Regions from separate parts of the Homo sapiens genome. Here regions 2 and 3 are each linked to region 1. Evidence: chromatin loops called from intact Hi-C (ENCODE). Cell type or tissue: endothelial cell of umbilical vein. All regions are shown on one strand.

Region 1 (8,000 bases):
CCTAGGTCTCCAGCCCCTGTGAGGGACACAGTCTGAGTAAAACCCACAACATCTGCTCAAGAGAAGCTTCAAAGAAGCACAATGCTTGGAATCATATCTTCTCTAAGAAAATGTAGGGTCAAAAACTCAACCCAGACCTCCTGACTTCATTTTTTCTACCCATTTGACAAGGCCACAAAAGAAATCTTTAAGCACCTATCTAAGTAATATTTCCTCTACACAACAGTCTATATGGCATGAGGCTAATATTCAGACAAAAATCAAGGGAATACACATCATACTACTAATTTATTATTTATGGCATTCTTGCATTGTGCCAGGAATTGAGCCATGCTGATAAATATTATTAGAACATAATCCCTCATTTCATAGACCTTCCCTTCATGTCAAGAGACAAAGTCCACCACAGTAAGAGAAATGACCAAAGTGTGCAGAGGATTCTATGGTAGCAGGAGAAGGTACTCAACTCAGACATGAGTACTGGTACTAAGGTACTGAGGACAGAAGGCTTTCTTAGCAAAGATGGTGTGTTAAACTGAGTCTCAAAGAAGCAATTAGCCAGAGGTAGGAGATGGGACATTCTAGGAATTCTAGTATCAGTGGTGTAGCTGTTTGCAATGATCTGTCTCCCAAACCCTCAGATGGTCTCATTATCATTGTCTTCACTAGAAAATTAATGAACAATTGCTTTGTGCAGAAGCTGTAGAAACTGTACTAGGTATTATAGATTCAACAATGTTTTCTATCCTTCTGTGACACACAGCTTAGGAGTGATTAGACAGCATGGATGGATGGATAGATATAGAGACAGACAGATGATGGCAATACCCAACCTGTACTTTACTTTTGTGTGGCAGTACCAGTTCTAAGGAGCTTCACAGTGGGCTTCATTTACCCTCACTGTCCTGAGATGGAGGTAGGGAAGACATTGCTTAATCCATTTTGAAAAAGAATAGATTCCTAGGCTAACGAATAGTGCAGATGACCAGTGCACATGCCTGATTACTTGAAAGGAAGTCAAGGGAGGAAAAACATCAAGGGAGGAAAAACATGGGTAAAGGGGGTAGATGTTCTGAAGGGAAGCAGATGAACTGGCCAAGCTGAGATGGGAAGAGAAAGCCATTGCTCTGAGCACCTGGAGCAGGTGCAGGTTCTCAGTTTTGGCAGCAAACTCACCTCTGGCTGAAGCAGCACCTCCATGAAGACCTAGAGGCTAGGCTGAAGGTGCTGTGGACATACCATTAACAGGAAGGCTGAAAAACACATAAAGTAGGAGTGACCTAGGAGAGTCTTCCCTGAGTTGGCCCTTTACAATATGTTTGACCACTTGAGCACCAGCTCTGTGGGGGTCAGCATGGTCTGGGGCTGGGATTATCACTATGATGACTCTTCTTCCACCCCTTCTCTCCATCTCTAAATGCTGCATCCCCCTGGGCTTAAGTCTAGATTCTGTTTAAGTGCCTCTTCCTTAATTTCACAACTAGGTTTAGAGGCTCAACTGAACTACCATTTGTCACAAGGTATTGGAACTCAGAGTGTCTCTGTCTCTCCTACTAGTCTGTGGGCCTTCGAGGGTAAGGATCATGTTCCTATAGTGTCAGCACTTACTACAGAGACTAGCAAATAGTAAGTATGCAATGAAATTTGTTGAATAACTAAATAAATGAATGGGTTTATGTACATAAGAATATCACCAGATCCCCCAGACCATGACATCTGTGGTTTCTATATAAAGAATCCAGTTCCTAGGGCATACGGGATTTTTTTTTTTTTTTTAATCTAGAAGCGCTTCTACTCAGAAACAGTCTTATTTCCAAACACTATTTATGATGGTCTTAATTTTCTTCTTTTTTTTTTTTTTTTAGAAAGAGTGTCTTACTCTGTTACCTAGGCAGCTGGAGTGCAGTGATCACAGCTCACGGCAGCCTTGAACTCCAGGGCTCAAGCAATCCTACTGCCTCAGCTTCCCAAGTAGCTGCAACTACAGGCACATGCCACCATACTCAGCTAAGTTTTTTTTTTTTTAATTTTTTGTAGAAATGGGGTCTCATTTTGTTGCCCAGGCTGGTCTTGAATGCCTGGCCTCAAGCCATCCTCCTGCCTCTGCTTCCCAAACTGTAGGATTACAGGTATGAGCCACCGCATCTAGCCTGTGATTGTCTTTTTGTTGTGTCAACTTGGATAGACTACAGTCTCTGGTTACAGAATCAAATACAAATCTAGGTGTTATTGTGAATGGAATTTTTAAATGTAATTTAAGACTATAATTAGTAGACTTTAACAAAGGGAGCGTATCCTAGATAATCCAGGTGAGCCCAATTTAATCAGCTGAAAGGCCTTAATAGCAGAGCTGAGGCTTCCCTGAAGAGGAAGAAATTCCACCTGCAGATGGCAGCTTCCACCTGTGCCTGACAGTTCCAGTCTGCCCTCCTGAGTGCCTGCCCTACAGACTTCAGACTTGCCTAGCCATCCCCCACAATCACATAAGCCAATTCTTTGTAATAAATCTCTTAATATTTATGTCCTATTCATTCTACTTCTCTAATTGGATCCTGACTGATACACTATAAATTCAAAGTGTCTTAGAGAGGCTGAGCTTGCAGTTTCCCAGTGTACTTTCAGTAAATAACAGAATGTCAAACTTTCAGAGCTTTAAATCAGACATACTCTTATTCCTGCTGATACATTCTACCAAGCATCTTTTCCTAACATGGACCAGTTAAATGTCTTATTTTTCTTTTTTTTTCTCCAAGAAATAGCGTCACTTGCCAAAGATGTTTTAAGTTCATTAATTTAACCCTTCTCCCCAGCCATTTCTGCAGGTGTGGTAGAGAATAGACCTCCTTAGAAGTTATGGTTAGTGTCAGACTGGGCTGCCTTGCCACCTTGAAGTAGCGTAGATTTGAGAGTATAGATTGTCTTTCAGATTACAGAACTAGTCCCTGACTTACTCCAGAAGTTAAGTAGCAGAGCTTTTACCATGCTTAGTTCCAAATTCTAGAACAACCCCCAGCCTTCTCCAAAGTTAAAAACAGTCTAATTGACAGTGGTTGATTTTGGCTGGCTGGGTGATGATGAAAGAAAGGAGAGCACTTGCATAGTTTATGGTGAAGATAAAGCACATATCAGGCATTGTAATTATCTAGCCGCACACTATAAACTTTTCCATTTCATTCATTTCCGTATCTCTTGCTCTTTATTGTCAGTTGCAGAGGCACAACACTTTTCTCAGGATTCATGATCAACTCTGCCCTTTGGAATTGTTCCTACTGTCTAAAAATTAATTCCACATGCATGTACAAACTTACATTTTATTTTCTCACTGCCTTCTGATTTTAAAAATGGTTCTACTTTCATTTTGTCATAATTATGCTCCTTTTTTAAGTAACACTTTTAATATTATTGCTACTTTTGCACTTCTCAGATATGTGGAGTCAAAAATGTTTCTAGAACATTTCAAAATCATGCACAAATGCAGCAAATTACCAAGTATTAAGGAGTAAGTGGTTGGCAGAGACCTAAATGGCAGGGCATTGGACAATAGCGCCATCTGTTGGTTGTGGATAGAGCTGGCTTCTCTCTATTCGGTCTTTATTCTTAGGTATAAAGGGTAATTTCCTGTGATAGTTCCTAGGAGGAGGAGCTTCTGTCATGATTTCACACACCCTTGACGTACTTTCTTTCTGTGAATGTTAGAAGCCTTTAATAGTAAGGGTCACTTTGGTCCCAAGTGGTCAGGCTGGGCCTTTGGAAGGCCAGGTGAGCCCACACAGGGAGTTCTGCGTGAGCCCCTCATTGCTCCTATACCAGTGCCACAGCTGTTTTCCAGTGAGAGCCATTACCTAGATTACAGGTTCTATACTCTGGCTGCACCTCAGAACCTCTGGGTTGTGGCATAGGCTTTGTGATTTTTTCAAAGTTTGCCAGTTGATTCCAATGTATAGCTAGGGCTGAAAAACACCTAAAGGAAGAGAAAGACATGGAAGAATTAACATTCTACACATTTGTTAAGATCTCCATTTTCCTCATGCCAGCATCCACTCTTTTCAGCCAAAGCACTGTTTACCAAATGTATCCCAAGGAGATATTAGAAACAAACAGGTTTCATGATTTTTCCAAGATCAGCCGATACTTCTGTGGCAGGTCCAGGTCTGGAACCTGGCACCCAGAGACCTAAGCCACAAGAGCTGTGAGCTGAAAGCCATCAAGTGTCCCAGTTTATAATTGTGTCCTCATCTGTAAATGGATGGCTTTAGACCTGAGTTTCCTTTTCCTGGAAAGATAAAGCCACCAGAGGTGAACTTCATTCTTCTTTTAGAGAAAGGAGGAAACAGGACGACTTTTGCAGCCTAATGTGACAAGGCAGCTTTCTACCATCTCAAGAGAGACCATAGCTCTTGGCTACGGTTGCCTGCAAGCCCAAGAATGGGACACAGGAAGCTGAATGAAAAATCCTCCTATCTTAGAAGCTTCCCAGGAATTTCATTAGGGCTGTTTATCATGAAAAGTTGTTTAAGATTTAGGGATACCTCAATATGTGTTCTAACGTGGAAAACAGACCTTTCTTTACTCAGTGGAAGAAAATATTGAATTGACAAATGTATTTACAAGACATTTCTGTGCCAACAGGTCACTCTCTACATTTCCTGATATATCATCTCCTGACACATTCTTTCAGAATTTTATGACTATTAGGATCTAAGATTGGATGGAACTAGGATTGGATCCAGTTCAGCAGTTCCTTAGACCAGGAAAATAGCCCCAGCTGTCAAGTAGCTCTAAGCAAATGACTTTAATCTTCCTAAACTTGAGTCTGTATCAGCAATAAATGGAGTTATTGTTATAATCAAATAACAGAGAGCACAAGAAAGGTTTGTAAACTATAATGTGCCATATAAAGCTCAAGCAATATGATGAGGACTGTTTTTCACTCTCCAAAGGGAATCTTTCCTCCAACCAAGTCCCCTCTTTGTCAATCACAGTGAGTGGAATATGCTTGGCCCCACCCTCTCCAAGACTGTCCCTGTGTCCCCATCTTACCCTCTCATCCTGTCCAAATCCTGCCATTATTCCACACCCAAATCAATTTTACCAAGTTCAAGAAAACACTTTCTGACCAATATAGTTCAGTGATTTCTCCCTTCTCTAAATTTCTGTAGCATTTTACAATTGATGCCAAAGAATGTATAAATTCAGATGATTTGCCTTGCCTCCTGTTCTTTCATCTATGTCCTTTCTGTCTCCATAACCTTTTTTAATACACCTTTTATAGAATCAAAACACACATACAGAAAATATGCATGTAGCACAAAATAACCCATGCAAGCACCACCCAGATCACTCACCTACAGAACCCTGTCAGCATCTGAGAAGCCCTTCTTGGGCACCTTTCCAACCACTGTCTCCACTCTCCTTCCAAAAGATGCCCACTCTGCTGACTGCTAATACCATACATTAGTTTCACCTGCTTTTGAGTTTTCTATAAAGTGTGTATTATTTGATGTCTAGCTTCTTTTGCTCAACTTTACACTTGTGATAATCATCCATGTTGTTGTACGTGGCAGCAGTGTCTTCATTTTAATTAATTTGCCATTTCATGGATATATCACAGTTTATCTCTCCATTCTATTGTCTGAGGACATTTGAATTGTTTTTAATTTGGCTATTTTAAATAATGCTGTTATGGACATTCTTATGTTTGGCTTTTAGTAAACACTTGTATGCATTTCTTCTGGGCATATATCTAGGAATAGAACTAGTGGGTCATAGGGTGGGCATATGTTCAACTTCAGTATATACTAACAGTTTCTCAACGTGGTGATTGCACCAATTTACACTCCCAATAGTAACGTATGTGTGTTCCATTACTCTATAGCTTCACAAATACCTGGTATTTTCAGTCTTTTAAATGTTAGCCACGTTGTTGATATACCATATATTTCACTGTAATTTTAATTTGCTTTTTCCTGATAGCTAATGAGGTTGAGCACTTTAAAAAAATGCTTATTGGCAATGTGGATATTCTGTTTTGTGAAGAAAATAGCATCCAATTTTTACTAGGTTTTCTGACTTTTTAAATTGTGAAAAATTTATATGAAATGTCATTTTATATATAATATTTTTATACATACATTTTCTTCCATTCTATAACTTTCTTTTCCTTCTCATAATGGTGTCTTTTATAAACAGAAAATGCCAATATTTTAATTTTTTTTAGGAATGTTATTTCTTATTTAAGAAATCCTTGCCTGCTCCAGGCATACAAAATATCATTCTATGTTATTTTTTAGAAACTTTACTATTTTACATATCATTTTTTGATCTAAAATCACCTGGAAATGATTTTTTTTCTTTTTCTTTTATTTTTTTTAAGAGACGGAATCTCACCCTGTCGCCCAGGCTGGAGTGCATGGAGTGCAGTGACACAATTTTGACTCACTGCAACCTCTGCCTCCTGGGTTCAAGCAGTTCTCCTGCCTCAGTCTCCCAAGTAGCTGGGAATACAGGTGCACACTGCCATGCCTGGCTAGTTTTTTTTTGTATTTTTTAGTAGAGACGGGGTTTCACCATCTTGCCCAGGCTGGTCTTGAACTCCTGAGCTCAGGTGATCTGCCCACCTTGGCCTCCCAAAGTGCTAGGATTACAGGGGCGAGCCACTGCGCCTGGCCCTGGAATTGGTTCTTTACATAACGTATGGACAGGAGTCAAGATTGTTTTTTCTCATATGGATATCCAATTGACCATTAATTAAAATAGTGTCTTTTTCCCACTGCTCTGCATGGACCAATGGTGTCCATATACGTGTGGGTCTGATTCTAGACTTTCTATTGTGTTCCATTGGTCTATTTGTCTATTTTTGTGCCTCTATTTGCATTGTATTAATTATTTGATAATAATTATTGTATATAATAGGATAAGTGTTCAAACTCTAATCTTCTTAAAGATTCTCTTACCTATTGCTATCATTGTACATTTCTATATGTAATTCCACACAAATTTATCTACTTTTAAAAAGAACATCTGTTGGAATTTTAATTGAGATTGCATTGAATGTATAGATCAATTTGAGGAGACTTAATATTTTTGCACTATTGAGTCTTCCAATCTATGGATCTCCATTTTAGCTCTTCTTTAATTTCTCTAATATTGTTTTATAGTTTTCTGTGTAAGGTAATACATATTTTTCATTATATTTATGCCTAGATATTTGATGTTCTTTTATTCCACTGTATTTTCTTTAAATTTCATTTTCTACTTGTTCGTTGCTACTATACCCTTACTTGATTTTTATTAATTGTCCTTGAATCCAGTGAGTTTACTAAATTGACTTATTAACTTTGGAAGTTTATCTATAAATTCCTTTGGATTTTCTAGGTACAAAATTGTGTTCTGTGTAAATAATACATTTTACTTCTTTCTTCCCAATCCTTATATGCTTTATTTCTTTTCTTTTCCTTATTGTACCATTACAATTTTAACCTCTAGTATCATGTTAATTAGAAGTAATGAAACCAGAGATTCTTGTCTTATTTTTAATTTTGGGAGGAAAATTATATTTCACCATTTAGTATAATATTTATAGTAGATTTTTGGTAGATGCCTTTTATCTTTTCAGCTCCAGAATTTCTATTTGGCACTTTTTAATAACTTCTATTTCTTTGCTGAAATTCCACATCTCTTCATTAATTATAATCATGTTTTTAAAAAAATCTTTGAAAACATTTATATAGCTGCTTTAAAGTCTTTGTTAACCCCAGAATCTGGGTCATGTCAGAGTATGTTTCTATTGACTGCTATTTCTTTTGATTGTATTTTCTTGTCACTGTGTGTGTGTGTAATACTCTTTTATAGTATGCCAGACATTTTGGAGGGAACATTGTAGTGATTGGATACTGTTATCACCCTCTGAAAAATGTTGATTATTTTTTCTCTCAGGCAATTAACTTGGGTGGACTCAAACCCCAAACTCCCTCCCATATGAGAGGAAGTAGCTGAAATCT
Region 2 (8,000 bases), 53 kb before region 1:
CTACCTGCAGGCCTCACCCCATGGGGGATGGCCTGACTTGGTCTCATTATTTGTTCCTCTATCCCCCAGGCCTCTTCCTTGGTGCTGGCTAAGGGCTAGGCTGGATGTTTAGTTGTAGCCCTAAGGAAAAATTTTAGTATGTCCACTTTTATACACAGAGGCACAGATGGTAAGCAGTTATGAAAGTTGTCCGAATCAAAATGGAGTAATTTATGTTAAAACCCTGGCAAATGGAGCCAGGGAAGGCCATCAAGGGAGAGTTCTTACACATGAATGCCTGATAAGAACTGTCACAATATTTATTTGGCAGGGGAGATACCATGATCACGAAGATTTTCCGAGGGCAAGGCTTATCCATTGCACTACGGTTGTACTGACCCCTGTGATTTACTATAGCTTTGCAAAAAGACCACTGCAACCTTACACAGAAAATACTTCTGTAAGGATGTCTGTCTAGCAACTGCCTGTTCAAGCTTGGACTTGTGCCACCCTTGTAGCCAAGGATAATTGATTTGAACAATTGTAATCCTCTTCGTTTTGCCTTTATAAACTTCCCCTTGCCCCAATCTCTTTGAATACGCTCATAATTTGCTATGGCACACGTATTCCCATTGCAATGCTACTCCCAAATGAATATAATTTTTTTAAAAGAGTCTCCCTCTCTGTTTGTTATTGAGTTTGGCAAAGCAGGGGTCAGAAAGCTATAGCTTGTGGGCCAAATCTGGCGTGCTGCCTATTTTTGTAAATAAAGTTTTATTGGAATGCAGCCATACTTGTTGTAGTATTGTTTATGGCTGCTTTTATGCTATGCTGAAGAGTTAAGTAGTTGGGAGAGAGACTGTATGGCCCACAATTCCTAAAATATTTGCTGTCTGGCCCGTTACTGAAAAATTTGCCCTGGTATAAAAGATTTGCCCATTTCCACTAGAGAATCAATGGTCAAATAGCAAGTATAGTCAGAGTTCTTGATTTCTTTCCAAAGACTCAAACCACGGACTGACCTTCTCATTAAAAGTTATTTGGTTTTGTCTTTAATATTTGTTATCTTCATGATTCCTGCCTTCTGGCAGAAAATATCTAAAACATTTAATGGCTGCGATAGAAAGCAAAGAAGGATAAATGTCTTGAAATCTTTAGCCCAATAACATACTTTAGAAACCAGAGGACAACTGCAGGCTCTGAATCTTCCTGGGGTCTGGACTGAACTCAGGACCGTGGCCCTCCTCAGTTACTGACTTAAGGCAAAGGTCAAACTTTGGGGTAGGTTTGTGTTGACTCTAGACAGCCATCTGCGGAACACATAAAAAATCAGGTAACTTATACTCTTGTATTATAAAATTTTAAAGTATTTATGTATCTTTTTTAACCACAGATACAGGTCTATAAAGCATGCATAAACAAACTCTTAGGATATTGTGGTAATCTAAAAATATCCTGGGGGAATATGAAGCAATATGTAAATATTCTGTTTTATTATCCTCTGAATAAAAACAGATATTTCTGTGGTACTTTCAGGACCTGGGGGTAGGTAAACAGATAAAGAATGAAGCCCAGAGATATTAAGTTCCTTGCACAGGGCCACGTCATCCTTAGTTCCGCTAATCCAAGTCAGCCTCACTTGAAAGCCTGTGTCTTAAACATTCTGCTTGCTCTATAGCCTTCCTTTCTAGGGGAGGGGAAGCTTGATGCCTCTGTAAAGTTGGGCTCATGAACTGGCTCTAGGATGCCCCTTGCAGCTGGGCTCATGAAGAGTCTTCCAGGCTGGCTTCTGCAGATGCCTGTACCCTCAAGTCAAACATGAAGCTATTTTCCTGGCTCATCTCCCGGCCCCGGGTCTTTTCTCTGGTTTTGTTGGGATGCTGCTGAGTGAGAATTGCAGGATACCCAAGAATTTGCCAGAACTGAGGGTGCCTTCACACTTCTCCTAAATCACCTTCTTTTTGGACTATACTTGGTGTGGTCCAAGAGGAATGGGTTCGACAAAGATGAGGAGGGTCGTTGTGTTCACACACTCATGAATATCAAAGAAGAGGCACCAGCTAAGTCTTCTGGGAAAATTTCCAAACTGACACTGCAGTGAAGGAACAGCTGCAATCCCTGCACCTCCCGTTCTGCTCAGACTAGCACAATAGCCTTCACCGAGAGTCTGCTCAGAGACAAGCCTGTATGGAGTGTTGGGTGCCAGGGTATCTAAGACCTTGGCCTATCCCTGCCAGGGATGGAATGGCAGATACAGCAATGAAGCCTCCAGTGGGAGGATCTGAGGCAACTCCAGGGCTGCTGTTGGGCACCTGCAGAAAATATCCTGCTGTTGGCAGGGCCTGACCACCTGCTGTCCCTTTACTCACTCTAAGGCCCAAGACAGACACAGGTATCTCTTAAAGGCCCTTCCAGCTAAAAGATTTAAAATCATCTCCTAATCCTTCATCTTGTAAAGAAGGAGTGTCATTAGCTATGTGAGTGGATGGGCCTAGAATATCCAGATGAGTGCTCATTGGAAACCACTTCACCCTCATAAAGCCATGTGAGAGAAGTAGCCCTACCTCCATTTCAGAAAAGAAAGTAACTCAGAGAGATGAACTGATGAGCCCTAATCATACAGTTTGTAAATGGCAGAGCGGGGAATCCATAGCTCTGGATGCCAGATTTCAACAATGAGCTCCGAGGGAGGCCTGGCAGGGAAAGACAAGTTACAGAAGGGCAGATGAGGGCCGGGCCTCCCATTCGGTTGTGCAGGCTGATCCCTGTACTTAAAACCTTGTAGGGACTGAAATTCAGCCTGGGTTCTGCTCCCCATGCCATGAGTCCCAGCAAGGTACTGAGCCCTCCAGGGAAGACTCTAATATGCACAGAAGAGCACTGGGGGCTAGTGCTGCCCTGCTTGTGGGTGTGCAGGTAGTGAAGTCAGGTGTGGGGAGGGATAGCAGATCCACTTCTATCTGGATGATGCTGGCAGGGTTATGGACTGACCTTATGACTACCCCCTTCATACTGTACGTTTTGCTGTTGTTGCTTTGAGTGTTCTCCTTACCTCTTCAGCCACTCCTCTTCATCACTGAACACCTTTATGAGGTCATCTAGCAGGACATTTAATCAGCAAATGTTTTTTCCAAGACCAGGTCAGGAGATGAAAAAAGAGGGAAGATGAGAGACAAGAGCATATCGATGCTTTAAATTAAATTTATCTCCTAATTTGGCTCATAATTTAATTAATCCTAATTTAATTAAATGTATCTTCTAATTTAAAAAGCCTATCAATATCCCAATTTGGAATATTTACAAAATTTTTGCATACAAAATGTAGAGTTAGCCCATTTCCAAAGATGATGACAGAATGGAGTTTTAGGACAGAGTAACAAGCACATATTTCAAATATTGCGGGCCCAAGAATAAGCTTGCACTTTAATTGAAGACAGAACAATTAGTGACAGATGAGCTCCAATTCATCAAATTGGTCAAAATCTTAAAACTCCCATTGACATGGGGTACAAATGCAGTTTATATCTCTGTTTTTCAAGCCCTTCCCCACCTACCTCGTGAACAGTAAACCCAAGGTCCTCTTCTTTGCCTCCATCCTTACTCTGAATTGTCTGTGAATTCAGGGACTTACAGTTTCAAGATATAAGACCTGGAGTCTGACCGGTAGACTAAACATCCACTCCAGGCCCCTGCTAACCCCGAGGAAGAAGCCTGGAGGTAGAGGGAGGAGAAATGAGAACAACTCAGGCCGGTGGCCAAGGTGAGGCCTGCGGGTAGGGGGCGCAGTGCCTGGCACACGAATGGCACTTAATTTTCTGAATAAATAACTGATTACTTGGTTCATCTCTGGGAACATTGAGTTTGCTATTGAGTTGCCCCATCAAACTCTTGGTCCACAGGTCAATCCCCAGCTTCAATATCTCACCCCACGATCGACCTCTTTCGCTGAAGTCAGGAGTGACAGCAATTAACTCCTCCGCTGCACCGTCCCCAGGGCCAGATGCCACGTGAGAGACCCCAGGCTGGAGCGAGAACGTGAGGGCCCGGCGCTCCGGGGCAGGGCGGAGGGATAGCGACCTGGGGCATCCGCTGTTTGCAGGCCCGGCTAGGGCGGCTGCCAGCCACGGGGGAGAGGCGCTGGCAAGAGCCAGAGAGGATCCCCTGCAAGAAATATATCGCGTGCTGACACTTTTACGACCCGGGCCGGCTTACAGTACACAGGCCGGTGCACAGCTCCGCTTTCCTCTGCCCAGCTTGACATCACATGCTCGCCCCGGGGCTGCCACTTGGAGTCAGGAAAGCCCATATATTTCCCTCCTCAGATAGGCCTAGTGGTTCTCGTCAGGTGCAGAAAGCCAATAAATCACCAGCGAAGTCTCCATGTATCTATCAGTCAGGAGCTTGTCATCCTCCAGCCTTGATCCACATGAAAGCCGGGAGCAGGAGGGGCGGGGTGCGGGGAGGGGGGCGCGGTGGGGGCGGGGCGCGGTCGGGCCTCGGACACCTGGCAGGGAGCTAGCGGGAGGGCTTGGGGAATCTGCAAATGTTCACAGTTCCAAGGGACCGCGGGGGAAATTTACACCTCCTCCCCCTACTGCTTGTGCTTCCTTTCGCTTTGAAGTTCTGTGGCTCCGCACTGGAGTTGGGGAGGCAAGTCCTCCAGCCTCGGGCTTTTAATATTCACATCACGTCCTCTTTGCAGCTACTTTGGGAGGATTGAAAGCTACAAAGGACGTTTGGGTGACCTCCCCACAACACAAGGTGGGGTGGGGGGTTTCAACCCACACTGCCCCATCTTGAATCGCCATGGATGACCAAGTAGTTGAAACACGACGGGGGACTTAGGTGCCAGTCCTTCTAGGCAGAAGGGCCCTCTTGGGTAAGTCCCTTTTCAGTCCTTAGTGTCTTCCAGATAGCAGTATAGTATCTGTGGAATCCGATGGACCTTGGTTTAAATCCCACCTCTGCCACGTTCACCTTTTGGATTTAGTACATTTACTTATAGCTTCACTTTCAATTTCCCCATGTCTAAATTGGAATACAAGTCTCTAGTTCGCAGAATTGGTGTGGGAATTAAATGCGGCATATGTAGCAAGTGCTCAGCACTGCATTTCATATAGTAAAATCATGGAAAGGAGATAGTTGCATTTTAATTATTTTCCTGATCTATGAAATGTTGATTTGGGACTAAGGCCATTCTAGCTTTCAGCTGCTTGCCCTGAGCCAATAGTGCAGCTTGGGCACTGGGCGCTACGGCTGCACGGCTCCCACTCTGCCAGGAAGGCCTGACCTCATGCTGCCATTTACCATGAGGCTCCTGAGCATCATAGGTCGGCGAGGTCTGGCTCTGCTTTTGATGAGTGCCTTTCTTTGGAGCCATTCAGGGGGCCTCTTTCTATGTCCTGGTCACATCTGCATGAGAAACACTACAGGTCATTGAATAGGAGACCCCATGTCTCACACTGAGAACCTGAGTCTTCAAAGATAACAAGGGAAGGGCTCTTGATCACATGGTCAGCCGTGCACCTGGGACTGGAACTCAGTGGCCTTTTCCCATTCCGCAGCCACACCAACATGTACAGGTGTTACTGGAAAGGGGTCCCCATCCAGACCCCAAGAGAGGGTTCTTGGATCTCACACAAGAAAGAATTCTGGGAGAGTCTACAGAGTAAAGTGAAAGCAAGTTTATTAGAGAAGAAACAAAAGAATGGCTACTCCATAGGCAGAGCAGCCCCAAGAACGGCTATATGCTAAATTAGGGATGGATTATTCATGAATTTTCCGGGAAAGGGGTGGGGAATTCCTGGAACTAAAGTTTTCTCTTCCTTTTAGACCATATAGTGCAGCTTCTGGATATTGCCATGGCCTTTATAAACTGTCTTGGCACTCTAAGGAATGTCTTTTTTGCATGCTAATGCATTATTATTGGCATATAATGTGCAGTGAGAAGGATCAGAGGTCACTTTTGCCATCTTGGATTTGGTGGGTTTGGGCTGGCTTCTTTACTGCATTCTGTTTTATTACTGGGGTCTTTGTGACCTGTATCTTGTGCCAACCTCCTACCTTACCCTGTGACTAAGAATGCCCAACCACCTGGGGATGTAGCCCAGCAGGTCTCAGCCTCATTTTATGCTGCTCCTATTCAAGGTCTGGTTCCAATGCCTCTGACATAGGTACTACATTCACCATGTAGAGGAGCAAAAGCAGAAAGTTCCCTTAATGGACTGCATTTCTCTTTTTTAATATCTCTCACTCAAGAAAGTTTTTTTATAATCTACTGTGTGAAAGCCACCTGTCACTCACCTCTCTGTCTTCAGTTTCTTCAGTTGTAAAATGAGGGGGCAGGAATACCTGTGTTTTTCAACTGGGAGCTATTAGAATCTGGGGTCAGGACTGTCATGCACATTGGAGGATCTTTAGCATTTGGAGCTTCAGACATTAAATGCCAGCAGATCCCCCAGGCATTGCGATAATCAAAATGGTCCTCATGTTTCCAAAACCCTTGAGTTGAGAACCGCTGGATGATCCTGTTTACTTTCTAGTTTTAATATTGTATCAATTGAGGAGTCCTGGTTCAGGTACTAACCAATTACCCCTGCTGTGACTTTGGCTAAGCTCTTTAACCTTCTCCTTCTTTTAAATATCTGTATCATGGGAATAATCAAACTTGTCCCATACTGTCTATGTTACAGAGCTATTGTGAAGATATGATGACAAGAAAAAAAAGTCGATGTGAAAACATTAAAGTAGTCTCTGAAGATAAGATACCATCATTATTATGCAAAATTTTTTTGCAAAATAATTTTTATTGTATGAAAATAAATAATTATCCTTAAATTTTAACAAATAATTACAATACCCTTTAAATCGATTTTCTTTATTTAGAAAAAAGAAAACAGATTAAAAGGGTAAATGATTTACCCAAGGCTATGAAGCTAGAATTTGAATTCAGACTGTCTGACTACAAAACCTGTGCGCTAAATAGTGTCCTCTATTTCTTGTTCATGTGGGTCAGAAAGGGCTTGGCCCCAGATCAGCGCATTTTCTGTCCGTAAGTGAGTTATGTAGGAAGCTAACTATTAGATTGTTGCTTATCGGGACGTTTCATCCAGGGGAGCTAGTGATCGGAAGAAGGGCTCTCATTTTTGAAGGGAGGTGAGTCTCACTCTGTTGCCTAGGCTAGAGTGCAGTGGTATGATCACAGTTTACTGCAGCCTCCAACTCCTGGCCTCAAGTGACTGTCCTGCCTCAGCCTCCTAAGTAGCTGGGACTACAGATATGCACCACCATATGCCTGGCTAATTTATTTTTTATTTTTTTAGAGAGGGAGTGTCACTATGTTGTCTAGGCTGGTCTTAAACTCCTGGCCTTAAGTGATCCTCACACCTCAGCCTCCCACGTAGCTAGACACCCAGCAGAGAAAGGCTCTAAGCCACTCTGCTCAATTGCCTCCCTTAGTGTGACTCTCACTTTTTGGTTTCTTGTGCCTTCTCCACTTCCTCTGTGAAAATGAAGCCTTCTTAAGGTCACTTAAATCTTTTGTATATCCCATTACTTGCACACAACTCTTTGTTCCTGCTGTCTACTCTAAACACACACACACACACACACACACACACACAACCTAGAACCAGGGTTGCCAGATTTACCAAATAAAAATAAAAGATTCCCAGTTAAAATTGAAGTTCATATAAACAATAAAATTTTTAGTATATCTCAAATATTGCATGGAACATACTTACGTTAAAAATTATTCATTTTTATCAGAAATTCAAATTTAATTGGGTGTCCTGTCTTTTATCTGACAACTCTAACCATAACTCATATTCCAGTGCTCCTCAGCCTCGCTCTGCCCCTCAGACAGAGAGCAAGAGAGGAGCAGGGCTCTGTATGAGACATGATCAAAGACCTCCAGAACACAGAAGTCTCTGTCCTAAGGGCATTTTCAGTCTAGCTGAGAATACAGAAGTCACAAGAGGCAGCTGCTTGACATTTGACTTGCATCTCATGTCAGCACCCTC
Region 3 (8,000 bases), 87 kb after region 1:
ATCAATCCATAATAGTTATATTAATCATAATAATGAAAAAAATATATTCCTGGTCTACCAATAAGTCTATTATAGCCAAACAAAAAATAGTTTTTGAGGATATATATGCTGGGCACTATGGGAAAGGGAAGTACAATGACTTAGAGAAAATGAAACCTGCTTTCAAAGATCAGACTGTCAGAGGCATCTGAACATGAGCAACTCTATCTTGAATAGGGGCTGGGTAAATTAAGGCTGAGATCTACTGGGCTGCATTCCCAGGAGGTTAGGTATTCTAAGTCACAGGATGAAACAGGAAGTCAGCACAAGATACAGGTCATAAAGACCTTGCTGATAAAACAGGTTGTGGTAAAGAGGCCAGATAAAACCCACCAAAACCAAGATGGCGATGAGAGTGACCTCTGGTGGTCCTCACTGCTCATTATATGTTAATTATAATGTATTAGCATGCTAAAAGACACTCCCACCAGTGCCATGACAGTTTATAAATGTCATGGCAACATCAGGAAGTTACCCTATATGTTCTAAAAAGGGGAGGAACCTTCAGTTCAGGTAATTGCCCACCCCTTTCCTGGAAAACTCACGAATAATCCACCCTTATTTAGCATATAATCAGGAAATAACCATAAAAGTAGACAGCCAGCAGCCCTCGGGTCTCTTCTGCCTGTGGAGTAGCCATTCTTTATTCCTTCACTTTCTTAATAAAGGTGTTTTCAATTCATGGAATCACCTTGAATCCTTTCTGTGTGAGATTCAAGAACCCTTTATTGGCGTCTGGATCAGGATCCTTTTCCAGTAACACAACCATCTAGTTTCACTTTTTAAAATGTTATTAAAGATCTGTCTTTATGTATTCTCTGACTTTGCCTGAAGTATATACCAATCATACATTTCAATTGCACAGGTTCTTTAATTGTACAGGCTATAGCTGCTATACCACAATATATGCATTCTTCAAAATCATTGCCTACTATAAAAGTTCATGTTAAAAGAGAATGAGGATAAACGTACTCAACTTTGTAACCACAGCACTAACAAAAATGGTAATTATTACCTGAGAGATAACTTGAAAGTTATTCAAGTCCAGGAAAGCAGAACAGTTGGCACTTGCCTCTGGGGATATTTTTAAATGCATAAAAACAATAGTGTGGTCTGCTGGATGCAGTGGCTGATGCCTATACTCCCAGCAATTTGAGAGGCCAAGGCAGGAAGATCACTTGAGGCAAGGAGTTCAAGATCAGCCTGGACAACACAGCCAGACTCTGTCTCTACAAAAAAATTTAAAACAATTATCCAGGCACAATGGTGCATGCCCACAGTCCCAGCTCCTCAGGAGGCTGAAGCAAGAGAATTGCTTGAGCCCAGGTGGTTGAGGCTGCAGTGAGCCATGATCGTGCCACTGCACATGAGCCTGGGTGGCAGAGTGAGATCCTGTCTGTAAAAACAACAATAACCACAAGCAATAGTGTGGGACTTATGCTTCCGGCCAAGATGGAGTAATAGAAATTGGATTTACCTTCTTGCATAAAACACCTAAAAAATCCTGGACATCCTAAGCTAATTAACACGAGAACTGAAAACCAAATACCACATGTTCTCACTTATAAGAGGGAGCTAAACATTGGGTACTCATGGACATAGAGATGGTAACAATAGACACTGGGGACTACTAGTGGGGGAAGGGAGGGAGTAGGGGAAGGGTTGAAAAACTGTCAAGTTTTTACTATGCTCAGTGCTGGATGTCAGGATCATTAGTACCCCAAACCTTAGCATCACACAATATATACCCAGATAACAAACCTGCAGAGGTACCCACTGAATCTAAAATAAAAGTTGAAAAAAAACCCGTCAAAATATCTGGACAAAACCTGGACAAATATATAAAATTAGAGCTCTCAAGATATTGGAAATAAACAATAAAGGACAGTGATCTCTGAGTGAAGGAAACAAATGAGGCAAACTTCAGAATTTCCCAGTTTACTCTTTAAAAAGAGTTTCCGGTCATGACACAGAGAGGACAACACAGGTAGAGCCCAGTGGTCTCCCTGAGGTGAGGAGATGGAGCTGGGAGTCCAGGTAAGCCAATATGGCTAGAGTTCTCAGAGCAGAGAACCAAAGAAGAAAGTGCATGGAGAGTGAGTGTCTGAGATTTGCAGAGGGTCCCCTTCAAGGTTTCCGTTGAGAACTGATGAAGCATGTGAGAGGAAACTACCTGAGACCAGGGAATAAACCATGGCAAATGATAATAGCAAACTACCCCACGTCTCATACAGGGCCAGGAATAGTAGCTATTTTCATCATCCAGAGAGTAAAACCTCATAATTCATGGGGCTGAGGTTAATAATATGAAGGATTTTGACTCAGTAGTGAGAAAAAATTAACCCTAGGGTAAATGTTGCTCTGGTCCTGCCAAACAAAGCGTAAAAGCATGACCCGAAAGTATCCAATTATCTCTCAATAACCTGACCACGCTCCAGAAAAAGTGCAAGAATATTTTTAATAAAACAAAAATATACAGCATCTCTCAAGATAAAAATCACAATGTTGTGCATCTAAAAAAAAAAATGACCAGGCATACAAAGAGTCAGAAAAATCAAACTGACATTGAGGAGAAGAAAATAATTTATCAAAAATACTTTTAAAATGACATAGATTATAGCATTAATAAATAAGAGTAACACAGTTATGATAACACAGTTATGATATTTGAACACATCCCATATGTTCAAAAGTTTAGAGAAAAATTTAACAAATTAAGATACATAAGATGTTTTTAAAAATGAACTTCAACAGATGAAAACTAAAATGTATGAAATGAAAAACACACTGGATGGGATAAACATCTGATTAGACATCACAGAAGGAAAGATAAATGAACTTGGAGACATAGCAATAGAAACTATCCAAAACGAAGCACAGAAGATTAAAAAAAAAAAAGACCAAGAAAAAATAAACAAAGCATCATTGAACCATGGAACAACTTCAAGCAGCCAAATATGTGTGTAATGTGTAATGGGAGTTGCTAAAGGAAAGAAGGCAAGCAGGGAGTTACAAAATATTTGAAGAAATCATAGCTGAAATATTTCCGAATCTGAAAAAAAACTATAAACTCATAAATCCAAAAAATTCAATAGACTCCAAGCACAAGAAAGAAAACATGAGAACGTGGGGATACACCATAATCAAACTGCTTAAAACTAGTGATAAAAGGAAAATCTTAGAAGAAACCTGAGAAAAATGACACTTCACATAAAGAGAAACAATAATAAAGATGACTTAGATTTCCTGTCACATACTATGCAAGCAAGAAGATAGTGTAGCAATATATTTAAAGCACTCAAAGAAAGGCCAGCATTGGCTGGGTGCAGTGGCTCAATCCTTTAATCCCAGCACTTTGGGAGCCCAAGGTGGGTGGATCATCTGAGGTCAGGAGTTCAAAACCAGCCTGGCCAACATGGTGAAACCCTGTCCTACTAAAAATACAAAAATTAGCCAGGTGTGGTGGTGCATGCCTGTAATCCCAGCTACTTGGGAGGCTAAGGCAGGAAAATCACTTGAACCTAGGAGGCAGAGGTTGCAGTGAGCCGAGGTCACGCCATTGCACGCCAGCCTGGCAACAAGAGCAAAACTCCATCTAAAAAAAAAAAAAAAGAAAGAAAGGCCAGCATTATCCTGATACCAAAGCCAGACAAGAGCACTGCTGTAAGAAAAGAAAATTACAGGCCAATATCCCTGATGAACAAACATGCAAAAATCCTCAACAAAATACTAACAAACAAAATTCAACAGCATATTAAAAGGATAATTCACTATAACCAAGTGAGATTTATCACTGGGATGCAAGGATGGTTCAACATATGTAAATCAATAAATGTAATACACAACTTTAACAGAATAAAAGACAAACCCATATGATAATCTCAATAGATGCAGAAAAGATACTGAACAAAATTCAACATCCTTTCATAATAAAAACTTTCCACAAATTATTTATAAAAGGAATGTACCTTAACATAATAAAGGTCACATATGACAGGCCCATAGCTAACATCATATTGATGAAAGTCCATAGCTTTCATCAACAGTGAAAAGATGAAAGCTTTTCCTCTAAGATCAAGAACAATACAAGGGCCAGACGCAATGGCTCACACCTGTAATCTCAGCACTTTGGGAGGCAGAGGCAGGTGGATCACTTGAGGTCAGGAGTTTGAGACCAGCCTGGCCAACATGGTGAAACCCTGTCTCTACCAAAAAGTACAAAAATTATCAGGGCATGGTGGCACATGCCTGTAGTCCCAGCTACTCGAAAGGCTGAGGTGGAAGGATTGCTTGAATCCAGGAGGCAGAGGTTGCAATGAGCTAAGATCGCAATGCTGCATTCCAGCCTGAGTGACAAAGTGAGACCCTGACTGGAAAAAAAAAATAATAAAAAATAAATAAAAAGGAAAAGAGAAAAAAAAGAACAATACAAGGAAGCTCACTGTCACCGATCCTGTTCAACATAGTACTGGAAGTCCTAGCCAAAACAATTAGCCAAGAGAGAGACATGAAAGGCACACAAAGGGCCCAAAACTATAAAACTATTATACTAGGAGAAAACAGAGGAAATGCTTTAGGACATTGGTGTAGGCAAAGATTTTATGGGCAACACTTCAAAAGCATAGGCCACTAAAACAAAACAGATAAATAGGACTATATCAAACTAAAAAGCTTCTGCACAAGAAAGGAAATAGCAGAGTGAAGAGACAATGTATACAATGAAAAAAAAATATTTGCAAACTATTTATGTGACAAGGGACTAATATCCATAACATATAAGAAACTGAAACAACTCAAGAGCAAAAAAAAATCCCAAAAATCCCATTAAAAAGTAGATAAAGGATCTGAATAGACATTTCTCAAAAGAAGATATACAAATTACCAACACATATATAAAGAAATTCTCAACACCAGTAATCATCAGAGAAACGCAAATCAAAACTGGAATGAGATATCATCCTACTCCAGTTAAAATGGCTATGATAAAAAAAATTTTAAAATAACAAATATTGGAAAGGATGTGGAGAAAATGGAACTTTTATATACTCTTGGTGGAAATGTAAATTTGTAGAATCATTATGAAAAAACAGTATGGAGGTTTTTCAAAAAAATAAAATTACAGCTATCATATGATCCAGCAATGCCACTGAATATTTATTCAAATGAAAGGAAATCAGTATATTGAAGAGATAATCTGCATGCCCATGTTTATTGTTATTACAACAGCAAAGATATGGAGTCAAACCAAATGTCCATAAATGAATGAATGGATTTTTAAAATGTGATACGTACGTACAGTGGAATACTATTCAGCTGTAAAAAAGAATGAAATCTTGTCATTTGTGGGAACATGAATAAGCCTGGATGATATCATGTTAAGTGAAATAAGTCAGGCATAATAAGATAAACACCACATGTTCTTACTCATATGTGGGAGCTAAAAAAAAAGGTTGAGCTCATAGAAGTAGAGAGTAAAACTGTAGTTATTAGAGGCTGGGTAGGGCATGGGGGAGGGGAGGATAGAGAGGTAGGTTAATGAATACTAAATTACAGCTAGATAGGGTAACACTAGATAAATTCTAGTTTTATATAGTACTGTAGGGTGATTAGAGTTAACAATTTATTGTATATTTTCAAAAAGCTAGAAGAAAGGATTTTGAAGGTTTCTAACAAAGAAATAATAAGTGTTTGAGGTGATGGATATGCTAATTACTCTAATTTGATCATTACACAGATGTATCAAAATATCACTCTGTATCCCATAAATATCTACAATTATTACACGTCAACCAAAAACAAAAGGAAAGGAAAATAAAAAGACACAAATATTTTCCTTAAAAAAAAAAAGGCCCTCAAATTGGAAAGGAAGAAGTTAAACTGTCTCTGTTTGCAGATGACATGAAAACTCTAAAGACTCTACCAAAAATGTTGGCACTAATAAAAAATTTCAGCAAAGTTGCAGGATACAAAATCAATAACAATAAAAAAATGTAGCATTTCCATGTTCTAACAATGAACTATCTGAAAAAGAAATCAAGAAAACAATCCCAACTACAATAGTCACCAAAAAAAAAAAAAAAAAAAAATGTGTAGGAATAACATTGATGACAAAGATTGAAGAAGGCAAAAACATTTTGTGTTCATGGTTTAGGAAAATATTGTTAAAATGTCCATACTACCCAAGGTGATCTACAGATTGAATGCAATCCTTGCCAAATTACAATGACATTTTTCACAGAAATATAAAAACAATCCTAAAATTTGCTTGGAACCACAAAAGACCCTGATAGCCAAAGCAGTCCTGATAAAAAAGAACAAAGCTTCAGGTATCACATTACCTGATTTCAAAATCTACTACAAATCTCTAGTAATCAAAACAGCATGGTACTGACATAATAACAGACACACCAATGGAATAGAATAGAGAGCTCAGAAATAAATCCATACATTTACGGTCACTTAATTTTCGACAAAGGTGCTAAGAACAAACAATGGGGAAGGCACAGTCTCTTCAATAAATGCTGCTGGGACAACCGGCTATCTACTGACAGAATAATTACATTAGACCTTCATACATTAGAAAAAATGGTTAATATCTAAAATATATAAGGAACTCAAATAACTCTAAAAAGAAAACAAATAATTGGGTTGAAAAATGGCAAAAGTTAATGATCATGCCTTTGAAGAAAACAATGAAAGTAAATAAAAAGAAAAAAAAATGGGCAAGGGACCTGAATGGATATTTCTCCAAAGAAGACATATCTTAAAAGAAATAGATATTTCTTAAAAGAAGGCAAACAGGTATATTGAAAAATGCTCAACATCACTAATCATTAGGAAAATGCAAATTAAAACCACAGTGAGCTATCATGTCACACTTGTCAGGATGACCATTATTAAAAGACAAAAGATAAGTGTTGGTGAGAATGTGGAGAAAATATAACCCTTGTATGTTCCCGGTGGAGATATAAATTATTGCAGCCATTATGAAAAACTGTATGGAAATTCTTCAAAAAACTAAAAATAGAATTACCATATGATCCAGCAATCCCACTTCTGGGTATTAACCCAAAAGATCTGAAATCTTATGTTGAAGAGATGTCTGCACTCCCATGTTCATTGCAGCATTATTCACTTGGCAGTTATGGAACCAACCTAAGTTTCCACTGATAGATTAATGGACAGAGAAAATGTAGTATATGTACACAATAGAACACTAAAAGGAAATGCTGGCCAGATGCAGGGGCTCACATCTGTAATCCCAGCACTTTGAGAAGCTGAGGGGGGAGGATCACTTGAGCCCAGGAGTTTGAGACCAGCATGGCAACATAGTGGGACCCCCAGCTCTACAAAAAATAAAAAAATTGGCCAGGTGTGGTGGCAACCATCTGTAGTCCCAGCTACTCAGGAGGCTGAGGCAGAAGGACAGTTGAGCTTGGGAGGTCAAGGCTGCAGTGAGCTGTGATCATGTCACTGCACTCCAGCCAGGGCAAAGGAACAAGAAGACCCTGTCTCAAAAAATAACATAACATACATAACATAACATAACATAACAAACATAACATAACATAACATGACATAACATAACAAACATATAAATAAAATAAAATAAAATAAAATAAAATAAAATAAAATAAAATAAAATAATGGAAACTAAAAAGAAAGAGATTTTGTCATCTGCAACAACATGGATGGAACTGGAGAACACTGTGCTAAGTGGAATAAGCCAGACACACAAAGACAAATACCATAGGTTCTCACTTATATGTGGAATCTAAAGCAATCAAATTTATAGACGCAGAGAGTAGAATGATGGCTACCAGAGGCTAGGGGTTTGGGTGAATGGGAGATGACTGTCAAAAGGTACAAAGCCTCAGTTGAACAGGAGGAATAAGTGTTTGTTTTTTGAAATCTATTACATCAGCATGACGTATATAGTTAATTCTAGTGTACTGTGCAAT

The links. Hi-C counts contacts between places; a loop is a spot of excess contacts. Peaks named below come from ENCODE experiments on the same cell type or tissue, not always from the same donor. Only the 100,000 strongest peaks of a DNase experiment are listed, where the experiment ranks them.
Region 2: a loop joins it to region 1, with 8 times the contacts of the local background. A loop is called at or near these places in 9 of 110 quality-filtered maps.
Region 3: a loop joins it to region 1, with 2.4 times the contacts of the local background. A loop is called at or near these places in 2 of 110 quality-filtered maps.

What each region holds. Positions count from the first base shown.
Region 1 is chr1:119,271,149-119,279,148 of GRCh38, reverse strand. It overlaps WARS2-AS1 (WARS2 antisense RNA 1), which reads right to left. Exons shown (of 7, transcript NR_125975.1): 7 at 3,176-3,961. Among named protein-coding and RNA genes, the nearest start is that of LINC01780, 53 kb to the left of the region's middle. In endothelial cell of umbilical vein, a CTCF peak has its summit at 3,551 (motif pointing left); a DNase peak (open chromatin) is centred at 3,558; H3K27ac peaks cover 181 bases; H3K27me3 peaks cover 881 bases.
Region 2 is chr1:119,323,821-119,331,820 of GRCh38, reverse strand. It overlaps LINC01780 (long intergenic non-protein coding RNA 1780), which reads right to left and starts at 3,569. Exons shown (of 4, transcript NR_146623.1): 1 at 3,534-3,569; 2 at 3,032-3,077. It also overlaps the pseudogene RNU1-75P. RefSeq lists enhancers at 3,908-3,987, 3,263-4,124, 4,125-4,985, 4,986-5,848. In endothelial cell of umbilical vein, a CTCF peak has its summit at 3,761; a DNase peak (open chromatin) is centred at 3,780; H3K4me3 peaks cover 741 bases; H3K27me3 peaks cover 171 bases.
Region 3 is chr1:119,184,145-119,192,144 of GRCh38, reverse strand. All of the region lies in intron 4 of WARS2-AS1 (WARS2 antisense RNA 1), which reads right to left. Among named protein-coding and RNA genes, the nearest start is that of WARS2, 47 kb to the right of the region's middle. In endothelial cell of umbilical vein, no CTCF peak of the experiment used is centred here; a DNase peak (open chromatin) is centred at 4,554; H3K27ac peaks cover 414 bases.